2 separate regions of the Homo sapiens genome follow, and region 1 is linked to region 2. The links are chromatin contacts, found by Hi-C in ENCODE. All regions are on one chromosome and are shown on one strand. Each heading gives the region's core, a stretch centred on a gene start or an enhancer-like site at or near the end of the contact. The rest is flanking DNA. Distances are from core to core; before and after follow the strand shown. Region 1 holds the start of ZDBF2 (zinc finger DBF-type containing 2). Region 2 holds the start of KANSL1L (KAT8 regulatory NSL complex subunit 1 like).

What was found. Hi-C counts contacts between places; a loop is a spot of excess contacts on that map. Pooled maps may share reads with other maps.
Region 1: a pooled map shows a loop between it and region 2 (6-fold over the local background). The contact joins the promoter of ZDBF2 here to the promoter of KANSL1L in region 2. A Hi-C loop is called at or near these places in 6 of 50 pooled maps.

Annotation. Positions count from the first base shown.
Region 1 is chr2:206,270,619-206,277,005 of GRCh38, reverse strand. It overlaps ZDBF2 (zinc finger DBF-type containing 2), which reads right to left and starts at 2,343. Exons shown (of 5, transcript NM_020923.3): 1 at 2,060-2,343. RefSeq lists an enhancer at 1,486-1,985 and silencers at 1,649-2,108, 2,389-2,448.
Region 2 is chr2:210,169,222-210,175,698 of GRCh38, reverse strand. It overlaps KANSL1L (KAT8 regulatory NSL complex subunit 1 like), which reads left to right and starts at 4,290. Exons shown (of 15, transcript NM_152519.4): 1 at 4,290-4,550. RefSeq lists enhancers at 3,361-3,994, 3,995-4,630, 5,024-5,203, 4,631-5,265 and silencers at 4,074-4,403, 4,524-4,833.

The DNA of each region.
Region 1 (6,387 bases), core at 1,094-3,593, 3.9 Mb after region 2:
CAATGACAAAACAATGGCCGAATGCATAAAAAGACCACACTAATTCAGTGTCAGTTCCTCCACACAACACTACTAATTTTCAATTTTCCCCTTTTCTGGATTATCCACGCTATGCTGGCTTTCCTCTGGTGACAAGCATTATCCTAGACACCTCTATTCAGTCTTAATAAAATAATAATAGCTAATACTTAGTACTTAATCTGAGCCAGGCGCTCTGTCAACAGCTTCCTGTGCATTATCTCATCTAAATAACAAACAGCTTTATAAGGTAGCTGCCATGATTAATTCCCATTTAACAAATCAGGGAACTGAGGTTGAGAGAAAAGAGGTATCTTGTTGCAGGTCTCACACCAATAACCAGCGTAACTGAGATGTGATCACTGGTCAATTTGAGTAGTTTATGCTTTAACCTCTTAACGACTTAGACACTTCCTCTCTGTATTTTTAGGAATACTACTTGTTTTAATATTAGGTGAAAACAAATAATTAGGACTCTTATTTGCTGCAATCAACATCACCACTATTCCAAAGAAAAAATAAAACTAATGTCTAGTTTAATTGCATCTTGCTCATTTGAGTGCTGACAGTACCTTGGATTAGCGACTCTCAAGATTATTTAACATGACACACAGGAACCAATAAATTTTTAATTACAACCGAGCACACACGCACAGGCACATACGCACACTTAAAAGATTTTTCACAAAACAATACTCTCATTACATGTAATGCAGTCTGATATTTTCTATGCGATCTTACTTTTTTTAATGCTAGTCACGACCCACTAAATTTCACAATGCACACGCGCACAGTTAAAATATTTTTCACAAAACAATACTCTCATTACATATAATGCATTCTGATTTTTTTATGCGATCTTATTTTTTTTTAAATGCTAGTCATGACTAAATTAATTTCACCATTCACGAACCGGCTGAAAAAACTCAGTTTGAAAAAACACTGCCTCCAATTATTATGCAGAGTAAACCATATTTTATAGAAACCAGTTCTTACCCTGAATTCAGCTTATTTCTATCCAAATCACTGGCCACTGCAGTGATACTTTATCAACTCTCTAACGAGTTGCTTTCTTGCCTTCTAGGCTTTAGGTTCAAACGATAGAGAAAAGGTCTTCCACGTATTAAGTGAAAAAAGCAAATAAACACCCCTTATGTAACACACGTATATATGTTTGTGTATTAATTAAAAAGGAAGGAAAGATACCCCCCAAATTGTTAGCAGATTCTCTCGAGGATGAGATCGCTACAGGCTGCCTCCATCGTCCCTCCCCCTCCCCACACGTAGCATATTGCTGTAAAAAAGAAAAACAAAAACAAGCTATTTCCTTTAGGTGGGGGTGGGGTTTTGGTCCCTTGAGAACCAGTATCTTGTTATGCATTTTTTTCACGAGCTACCAAGAATCATCGCGTGAGATAATCGCAGGAGCTGGTAAGGCCCTTCTTAGGAGCAAGTAAAAACGATGGCGTAACACGACCACATTTACACAACTGTTGCACGGCGGTAGTAAAAGAATCATTAACACAAAAATCAAACGTTTTCAAATAAACTATAATCGCCCGAGGCTGGGAAAGGCCTAGGTCTGGGGCCAGCTGGACCCAACGCAGGGCACTGGGGGAAGGGGGTGTGTGGACAGGTGGCTCGGGATCTCGGCCCCACAGGTGCCCAGGGGCAAGACTCCGCGGGTTCCCGGCCCTCAATCCGACCCCGCAGACCGCCCCCTCCCCAAGCCCGGACCCGAGGCCTCGTCCGCCGGCCCCTCTGACCCAGGGCCCCGGACAGAAGCGCAATGCAGCCTGCGCCCCACCTCCTTCCCTCGCCCCGCCACCTCGATCCCGGCCCGGAGCCGCCGACACCTCTCACGCAGCAGGGGCAGAAAGGGACGCGGGGTGGGGGGAAGCCGAGGACCTGCGAGGCGGCCGCGGGAGCCCAGCGAGCGGTCCTGGCGTCCCTCGGGAAGAAGGCGCCCCGGGCGCCCGGCGAGCAGGCCCCGCCCGCGGGCGTCGCCCCGGCCGCGCCCCGCCCCCGCCGCGGCACTCACCTCCGCGGAGGCTGCCCGGATTCCTTCCGGGCCGCGGTGGAGACCGAGGACCGAGCCGGGCGCTCTCCCTTCTTATTCCGGTTCCGCGGCGGCGCCCGAATCCCAGACCGTCCGAGCGCCACGGCCCCGCTGCCCGCGGAGCCAGAAATAGGCGACTTCGGCCCCTGCGGTCCGGAGGCGAGAAGCGGCGCGGGAGCGCGTCTCTCAGGACGCGGGCCCCGAGTCGCGACTCCACTCACGCAGGCATCCAAGGCAACGTGGCGTTGCAACCCTGATGGAGGTTTGACGTCAGGGAAGGTGCGAAAACCAGACCCCTTCTGACGCAGGAGCGGCGGGACCGCCCCCTGCCCGCCCACCCACTCACTCACTCTCCCACCCGGGCGGAGGAGCCCCTTCCTCCCCTCCAGAAGCTCTTAAAGCGGACACTTCCTCCCTGGTCAGGGCCCCACTCCGGAGCTTGGGAAATCTATCGCGTTCCAACAAAAATGACTAGACTCATAAGCACAGTTGGGACGCGAAGTAGAGACCAAGGTTTTAGCGTTTGAGGGTCCAAATAAAAACTGCTTGCCAATTCAAAGCAACGTATGAATGTAGAAAAGAAAACGGGGCTAAGAGAGCTAGTCGTTTCCGTTTCCATGCCTATTTCATAGTGAGGTGCATCTCACAAAAGCTGCTGTTCAATGAGCGCTTGCTCTGTGCTAGGCACCGTTTAAGGTTTCTATACATTATTGCATTTCATTTCAGAGTAACTCTGAATGAATCCTATTATTGTCCCCCTTTGACAAATTGAGAAAACTGAGGCTTAAGGAAGTTAGGTATTCAAAGATCTATCCTGCACATTAAAGGGTTACAAATATTAACAAACAACATTAGGTCATGCAATTATATTCACTGCGCTACCCCATTACGAATATAGTTGTGAGCAAAAACAGTTTAAGTGTAACGGAGATCACAAACCTAAATGAATCACACTACTGAATATGAAATTATAATCTGCGATAAGAAGGTTCTGAAACACCTAAACCAATTTTACTAAAATGGAGAGAGGCCCTGTTGCAAAGCTTATGTCTAATGTAAAAATAATCTTAAAATGAGCTACTTTGCTCTTTGGCTGTAGCTGTAATTGTCGTTACCCTTTTTAGTAAGCTTGTGATTTTGTCCCTTTAAAGAACAACAACAAAAAAACTTGCCTATTGCTTTTGCGTCCATTGTTTTTATTCTTTCTGTATTTCTCAGCTCCTTCTTCCCCCACTACATCTTTCTCTCACTTTAAAGTTGGGCTCCTGCAACTGTTCGATTTATAACCTCCCTTAGATTTAACATACCAAAAAGTACGGATTTCTTTTAAGGCAAGTTTTTTCCACATCCCAACTTTGGAATTATAGAAAATCCACTATACATTGATCGAAGCACCATGACATTATGTATTTCACAGATGCTAAGCCATGTTTTTCCCCACATTTTAACATCTGTGAAATCAAGATGCATCTTATAAACTCTCGTTGACCGGGTGGCAGTACAGACCTGGTTGTCATTACCTCCACGTATTACAACGTGGATGTTGCTGTGCAGGTTGTCCTCATTTCAACTGAGATAAGTGCATTGTTTAATAAAACCCATAACCCTAGGAGGAAGGGAATTAACAGACAAAAGTCACTCAAACTTGGAGAGAGATTTTCCTAGGGAAAGAGGGAAGATTTGCCTGGAGAAGATTTTCCTAGGACCAAAAAGAGATTTCCCCAGCATTTAGAAAAGAAAGAGATGGGACTGGCTAAGAACTAGTAGTCTTCTGGGAGCCCTGAGTTACTTACCAAGTACATTCATTCTTGATGGATTTTGGGAACCCATATATGAACAGTTAAATACTAAGCCTACTTGCACCCCCCAAAAATGAAATAACTTCGATATTATTCTTGATAGCCTGATTAGTCAGTTACAACCCCTACAGCTTTTATTCAATAACACCATTGAAGGAGGAAAACAAGTCCTGAATGTTTTGCGTGAAAACACAAAATTGACATATTCAGGTGAGATCAAGAAGGTGCCAGCATCAAAACTTGCAGAATAAGATCAGCTGCTTGGAAGAAAATCCTGCATACAATAGTGCAGCATTCTTCCTTCCTTTCTCTCCCTCTCTGTTTTTTGTTTTTGTTTTTGTTTTTGTTTTGAGACAGGGTCTCCTTCTGTCACCCAGGCTGGAGTTCAGTGGCGCAAACACGGCTCACTGCAGCCTTGACCTCCCAAGCTCAAGCGATCTTCTTGCCTTAGTCTCCAAAGTGGCTGGGACCACAGGCGTGTGCCACCATGCCTGGCTAATTTTTTTACTTTTTGTAGAGATGGGGGTTCTCACTTTTTTGCCCAGGCTGGTCTCGAACTCCTGGCTTCAAGGGATCCTCCCACATTCACCTCCCAAAGTGCTGAGATTACAGATATGAGCTGTAACTGTGCCCAGCTGGAGCATTCTTAAAGTTAGATGCATCACCAACACTTTTGGTGGAAAGCTACAGCCATGGACAACTGATTCAAAAAGTGATTCATAAAAGTTGAGCTCTGGGCTTGGCGCGGTGGCTCACGCCTGTAATCCCAGCACTTTGGGAGCGCGAGGTGGGCGGATCACCTGAGGTCAGGAGTTTGAGACCAGCCTGGCCAACATGGCGAAACTCCATCTCTACTAAAAAAAAACACAAAAATTAGCCAGGCATGGTGGTACATGCCTGTAATCCCAGCTACTGGGGAGGCTGAGGCAGGAGAATCACTTGAACTTGGGAGGCGGAGGTTGCAGTGAGCTGAGACCGTGCCACTGCACTCCAGCCTGGGTAACAGAGTGAGACTTCGTCTCAAAATAAATAAATAAATTAATTAATTAAAAAAATAAATAAAATGAAAGTTGAGTTCCGAATATGAAGTTTCTGAAATACCTAAACCAATTTTACTTATATGTCTCTTTTTATGCATTCACAAGATCAATGCATAATAAATGTGTCAAAGTCTGAGAGTGCTCTTTTACTGAGTATGAAATAAAAATAGGCCAGGTATGGTGGCTCGCACCTGTAGTCCCAGCAATTTGGGAGGCTAAGGCGGGAGGATCGCTTGATCCCAGGAGTTCAAGACCAACTTGGGAAACAGCGAGACCTCATCTCTACAAAAACTACAAAAAAATCAGCCAGGCATGGTGGTGCATGCCTGTAGTCCCAGCTACTCAGGAGGCTGAAGCGGGGGAATCACCTGAGCCCGGGATGTAGAGGCTGCAGCGAGCCGTGATCGCACCACTGCATTCCAGCCTGGACAACAGTGTAAAACCCTGTCTCAAAGAGAAAAAAGAAAAGAAAAAAAGAAAAACACTAAATTACAAGAAATTGTGTTATAGTTTAGTTGGCAAAATTTTTCTTCCAACATGATACTATCATAAAACATCAAAGGGAGTGCCATTCTGCATCAGATCAGCAGTCCGCACAAACCAGATTTCCGTCTACTGGCAATGGGCACGTTTTGTGGGAGAGCTTAGTTATCTATAAGGTTAAGCTCCAAAAGTTGTAATTTCCCCCTCAATTCTTTATTAACCCATTACAGATCTAAACACATTACACATCTAAACATATTTAAAGGACCTTAGAGATCAGGATTGGGTTTGTATGTACTTCATTTCCTCCCCCAACATATTTGGTCCAGGGAGAAAAAAGTGCTGAGTATGTGTTATTTCACATGCTTCCTTCTTTTAAGGAACACCAAAACCTGCTCTTTTGTGTCTAGAAAGCACTCCAATAATGTCTACATTTTGTAAGCCATTTAAGCTAATATTAGGCTAATGTCTTAAGGAAAGGCTATTTGGAAAAAACAAGATCTCATAGCTGGGTCATAAAAGAATTGAGATTTCACCAATTTAGAGTGTGGACTATGTCTTTTCCCAAATTCTATTACTGTGTGCTTCATTCTACCTATTTACAGTCAGGTGAGGTCATTATAAAGCTTTTACCCCGAAGCCTGGCATGTTAGGTCTTTAAAAAGTAAAATGTTTTCTTTAAGCATAAAGGGATTCATGCACATGCCCCATCCAAATCATTATTTTAAAATAATTGTGGGCCGGGCACCGTGGCTCACACCTGTAATCCCAGCACGTTGGGAGGCTGAGGCGGGCGGATCATTTGAGCTCAGGAGTTCAAGACAAGCTTGACCAACATGGTGAAACCCCATCTCTTCTAAAAATAAAAATTTGGCTGGGCATGGCGGCTTGCACCTGTAGTCTCAGCTACTCAGGAGGCTGAGGCAGGAGAATCGTTTGAACCCGGGAGGTGGAGGTTGCAGGCAGCCGAGATCACACCACTGCACTC
Region 2 (6,477 bases), core at 3,041-5,540:
TGGCATGATCTCCACTCACTGCAACCTCTGCCCCCTGGGTTCAAGTGATTATCGTGCCTCAGCCTCCCAAGTAGCTGGGATTACAGGCATGTGCCATCATGCCCGGGTAATTCTGTATTTTTAGTAGAGATGGGGTTTCACCATGTTGGTCAGGCTGATCTGGAAATCCTGACTTCAGGTGATCTGCCCGCCTCGGCCTCCCAAAGTGTTGGGATTACAGGCGTGAGCCACCGTGCCCAGCTCTTTATCCTTTCAAAGGTGATGGATCTTAGGGCTGTTTCCAGTTTGAGGCTGTTGTGAATAAAAGTGCCATGGATATTCATATACACAGGGAATCATTTTGTTCCCCTGTAGTCATGGGCCAGTTCTGTTCTCTGTTATACTTAGCCCTGGTTCGAAGATTCTTATAGGTCTTGCTACCTACCTCTACCTTTTGTCTGCTTGTTTATAGATACTGGTTAGTTAAAGCTAAATCTGTCCTGAGTAGGGATTATCATGTTTAGCCGTTCTGCTTCTATTTCCCTCTCTAAACCTGATCATAAAAGAAGAATTAAATATACTGGAATATAACAGTGGGGGACAGTTTCTCAGGGCATAGAAATGTGGAGAAATAAATAGGACAACCTCGAATAGAGTAGGGTAGGGTAGGGTAGGGTAGGGTGGGGTGGGGTGGGGTGGGGTGGCGTGGCATGGCGTGGCGTGGCATGGCGTGGAATGGAATGGAATAGAATAGAATAGAATAGAATAGAATAGAATAGAATAGAATAGAATAGAATAGGATAGGATAGAATAGAATAGAATAGGATAGAATAGAATAGAATAGAATAGGCTTTCTATTCTGTGAGAGGTAGTGAGGAAAGAACTCTGGCTTTGGACCCAGTCAGGTCTGTCTTCGAAATGGGCCATTTATTAGCATAAGAATCTAGGTACATTAATCTCACTGAGCTTCATATTTTTTTCACCTGGAAAATGAATATAACATTCACTTTCTGGGATGTGAAAATTAATTTATCCAGACATTAAATATGCATTGAGAATCCACATGTGTCAGGCCCTGTCCTAGGCTCTAGGGATACAGCAATGAGCGAACCAGCAAAAGTGCCTGACTTCATGGAGCTTATGGTCTAATTTAGGGCGATAGACTACAAAAGTAAAAAAATCAAAATCTATGTTACATTACATGCTGATAAGTGCAATGGAGAAAAACAAAGTAACAAAGGGGGATAGAAAAGCCCCTTCTTGGCTGTGAGTTGCTTGAAATTAAAGATTGATCTTTCTCCTTTATCTCTAGCATTTATCACAGTGTCAGCTATACTAAGTGTTGCATGAATGTTTCTTGAGTGAAAGGAATGACTGAATAAAAACCAGTGTTGAAGAGAGAAGTTTATCTCATGAAATCATTGTAATACTGCTTACCTGGACATTTTTTAAAGCTTCCAGATAGGTAATTATTATGTCAGCAAGAATGGTGCCCTTTACTTCTCCTTGTTCTTGCTGGATTTTAAAGTGTTCTATTCTTACCACTGTTATATTTTTTCTTGGAAATCAGAATGCTTTTAATGTACCTTCTAAATGATATGTCCTTGATTTTAAAAAAACATTAACTACATGCACTTTTCAGGCTGTTGCTGAGTAATATAGAAAATAATTTGACAAATGATTCAGTATATCAATTTTTGTAATAAGGAGAACTGATATTCTATAGTGTCTGGAAAACTCGCATGTATATGCTACAAATAATAAAATCATGCTTTAGAACAATATTCAGTGTCAAGGGATAGTGTGCTTAACATGTAGCTAAATGGGATAAAAAACCAGTATGCACAGTGTCATACATATAAAATACAACAGACTTTGCATATGATTGTGGTTTTCTTCTTTGTGCTTTCCTATATATTTTATATCAAACCTGTATTATTTTGTTAATCATCTCCCCACATTCCTATTAAACCGAATATAAAATAGGGAAAATGTACATGTATGATAGCTTGATAGATTGAAATATTTATTTAAGGTCTGTAACATTTAGCAGGCGGCAGGGCTGACTAGAAGATAAAAGAATTAATCTGGAGCGGCCGGGTGTTGTGGCTCACGCCTGTAATCCCAGCATTTTGGGAGGCCGAGGCGGGCAGATCACCAGGTCAGGAGATCTAGACCATCCTGGCTAACATAGTGAAACTCCGTCTCTACTAAAAATACAAAAAAAAAAAAAAAAAATTAGCCGGTCTTGGTGGCGGGCGCCTGTAGTCCCAGCTACTCGGGAGGCTGAGGCAGGAGAATGGCATGAACCCGGGAGGCGGAGCTTGCAGTGAGGCGAGATCGCACCACTGCACTCCAGCCTGGGAGACAGTGTGAGACTCCGTCTCAAAAAAAAAAAAAAAATTAATCTAGAGTATTGGAAACAGCCTACCTCCCACGGCTATGTGATGAACAAATTACATAATATATGTAGAAATGCTGTATGAATCACTATTTGTGTAGTTACAAAGCTTAATCCCTTTGTCATCCTCTATAAACTCCATGAGGACAGGGAATTTGTTTACTAATATATCTTCATTAGCCATCACAAAACATGTGTTCAATAAACATTTGGCAAATATATAAATATTTTGTTTGGTAGCAAAAAATTATTTCACAGGAGAAAACTACCATTAAATGATTTGATGTCTCTACAGTTCCTTCAGGTTAAAATCTGAATTCCTGTCATTCAAGATTTACTCAATCTAGTTGACAATGTACTTTTCTGCCCCCCAAATATTCACACAACATCTCCTCAAACCACCCAAGGACACTATCTCCTGAACTATTGATGCCTTCCTCCTCTCTCTTAAGTCTTTTAAACGTCCAACTCAAATCCAGAATCTTCCTTTGATCTATCTTAACACATGCTTATTAGATGTCTCAAACTGCTAATTAAAAAAACAAAACTTTAAAAAATACTTTATTCATTTTTGCATTTCTGTCCCCAGGGACTAGGACAGTCCTTTGAATATGGTAAATATCCAATAAATACTTACTGATTTAATTATTTTTCACAACACATCATTAGCTTACAATTTTTATTACAATGAAAGTAAATCAATTTCCTAAAATTCTTCCCTTGCCCCATATCGAGGTGCAATTATTCAGTAATTAAAAAAATATAGCTCCAATAAATGCAGCTGGTCATAAAAATTATTTCAGTAATATCACAATCTACTAGAAGAACCAGGAACGAGTAGCTAATTTTCCAATTCCAGTTATCTATGTTACGGATTACGCTTTGTTATGACTGCAATTCCTTGGATTTCTCCCCTCTTCCGCCCCCGGGATCTTATCCAATTGATAAGGTTAAAATAATGGCTATTATCCTTCTGGCTTAAAAAGCCTAGTGCTCTTCGTTCCTTAAATCATTTCATGTGTAAATTCGGTGCTTAGGAAAGACTGTGATACAACATCTAAGAAGCTACATTTAGAGTTCAGTTTTAAAAAAATCGAGTTCTTGGCTGGGGAAGTGCCCAGGTGCAGGTTTGTTTTGTGGTGAGCGGTTCGCGGGGCCAGGTGCAAGACGCTCAGAAGTGTTTTTGGGTGTCGCTGGCCAACTATCTCCACATAAACTCCGTTTGTTTATTTGACAGCGTTACTGCAGAGGGGAGTTAGGTCCAGCGCCACTCAAACCAGATTTGTAGAGACTTAAAACTGCTTTGTCTGTTTTTTTTTTTTTAATCATAAAACCACCCAGTTGGATCCAAGGCAAATTTGTCACCTACTTCAGGGCCCCTCTGAGGGTCAGAAAGAATTATGAGCGCATTTGAACGCACGGCCCAAATAAAAGCAAACGCACGGAGACTTGCGGACTTGACAATTGTGAGAAATCTCTTAAAACTCGCCTGTGGAGCGGCGGGCGAAAGCCGCGGACGCCAGCAGTAGTCGAGGCCCCGGCGCGGACGGCAGGGAATGAAGTCGCCTGACTTTTCCTCAGGGTTTTGTTTTTCTGTCACGGAGGTACAAAAATAGCAAAGCAGGGGTGGGAAGTCTCCTGGCCGTGTTTTTTTTTTTCCCCCTCGCCAGGGATGGCACTGGGAAAGAGAAGGGAGGAAGCAGGAGCTGCACGGAACCCGTCCCGAGGGAGCCGAGGTAAACCCTGCACCAGAGTTAAGGGAGTCGTGCTCCTGCCACTTCCAGAACACTCCGAGCCGCTTCTGCAGGCCCCGCCCCCTGCCGGGGTTTCCCCGCCACCCGCTTCATTTGCATGGCGCTGCCCCTCCCCCGTTGCCATTGGCTAGCGCCGGGCCCCGCCCACTGCTCCCAGACCGCGGCAGGGTTCCGTCCCCCCGAGCCGCACGGAGCTGCGGGCAGCGGGCGGACTGTTAAACCGCGGCGGCGGCGGCGGCGGCGGCGGCGGCGGCGGCGGCGGCGGCGGCCGGGGCGGGAGCGGGGCGCGCTCTGGAGACGAGTCAGCGGCGCCCCGGGTGGGGGAGGCGGGCGGGCAGCTAGAGATCACCTCAGCAGCCCCCACCACGGCCGGACCGAAGGTGCGGCGGCGGAGGGGAGCCAGGGCGCCCCAGCAGGCGAGTGGCCGGCGTCTCAGCGGCGGGATGACGGGGGTGGGTCTTCCCTCTTGGGGACGGCGGCAGCGCGGGGAGGGGAGAAGACTGCCGGGTGGACTTGCGGGTCAGGCGACCGACCGGCAGCCCCTTCGCCCCCCGAATCCTCTGGGCTGCTGGACTCTGGTCTCGGCACGGGATCGCGCTCTAGGGCGGGGGTCTGACCGCAGCCAAATTTAAACGGCTAAACCTAACAGCCTTGGCAGCTGGGGAGGGAAGGGGTCTAGGGAGGGGTGGGGGCGGACCTGGACGCCGGTCACGTGGGGGGTGGGGCTTGGCAGACCTCCCTTTTGTTTTGGCTGGCGCGTGCGCAGAAGGCAGAACACGTGGTTTCCTGGACCCGCCTCTTGCCTCATCGGCTGAGCCTCACCCATTGGGGGTGTGGTGACGGCTCTTTTGAGGCGGCTCTGAGGCGGAGCCCACTGGATTTGATGAGACCCCTATTTTATTTATTTCACACTTTCTTTCAGGAAAACGTAGATTTGGGCTTTAGAGTTAGATGGGATAGAGCAGAATCTAGGGGATTTTTGAGGGACGGTGCTTCCAAGTTTGTGTCACCGGTGTGCTGAGGAAGGGACCGGTCTTGCTGGAAAAAGTCAGATTGCGTGGTGTTTGGTAGCAAGAAATACCAGGCGGTATCCTGGCCGTTTCAGAAACCACAGGAAAGGAAAGAGGCTGGCTTTGCAGTCGGGAGGGCAGGCACTGGATGGACGTTCTTGTAATGTTTTCTTACTCTGGGAGAGTCCGTTTTTGTTTGTTTTTTTGTTTGAACTGTGGTAAGCACATTCCGTTTTTGATTCCCCAAACTTCAGGACATTCATGTTCTGGCGAGGTTTAGGAGACAAACTTCCTTCGTCTTTAGCCAGTTTGCTTAACTTCATCTGAGTTTGGGTCAGTAATAATTTTAAATATTGCTGGATGGGGCAGGTTTGTTAGCCACAAAACCTAAGTGAAGTGAGCACTGCAGACAAAACTGGCAATTTCTGACTAGGAAAAAATGACTCTAAAAATAATTCAGTATTGAGAAAGAGGCTTAACAGTGAGTGGTCTCTGCCTTTCCCGTTCTTAATAACTAGCCATTTCTTTGGGTTAGTCACCTCTCTGATGTCAAACTTGTTTCGTTTTTGTAAAGTTTCATAATATGGTCTCTGTCTTAAGAGATTGTAAGAAAGAAGAAATGCCTTGTATTAGGAAAAGTGATTCCTAATCTCTACCAATTGCCAAGTAGTGTTATTTTTATAACAAAAGTGAATTTTTTAAAAGCCCACATGTTGGGGAAATATAAACAATGAATTAATCATGAAATAGAATATATTTGAGTATCTTTAAAATCTGTTGTAACCATTATCTTTGGTTCTCCCTCAGTTTCCACCTACTTAGATCAGTGTCAGCGTCTGCAACCATTTCCTCATGGTTTTAATCTACATAGATTATTCTCTCCCGCAAACTGTCTGGAGTAATTTTTTATGTGAAACTTCTTAATCCAGGCCAATTCTCTCACATTGACTTTTAACATTTACATTTTAATTTTGTTTCATGATGCGCCTTTGCAAATAACAATCGATTATTTTGTTAAATCTTATTATTATAAAGTAATTGGAAAATAGATGAGTGCAAATAAGAAAACTATAAATATTTTGTACTTTAAATATTTCTGTCTGCATATATGTGTATTTTTCCTAAAACTGAGACCACATGGTATTTTCATTTAACTCAGACATTCGCATATCATTATTCTTTGAAAAATATTTTTAATAGCTGCTTAACATTTCGCCATGTAACTATCATATTTTAAATTTTTTCTGTTGGCACGTATGTGGGATGTTTCTGGTTTTGCTAGTGTATATTTCACTACAGACAATATCCTTTTACATAAACCTTTGAAATTTCC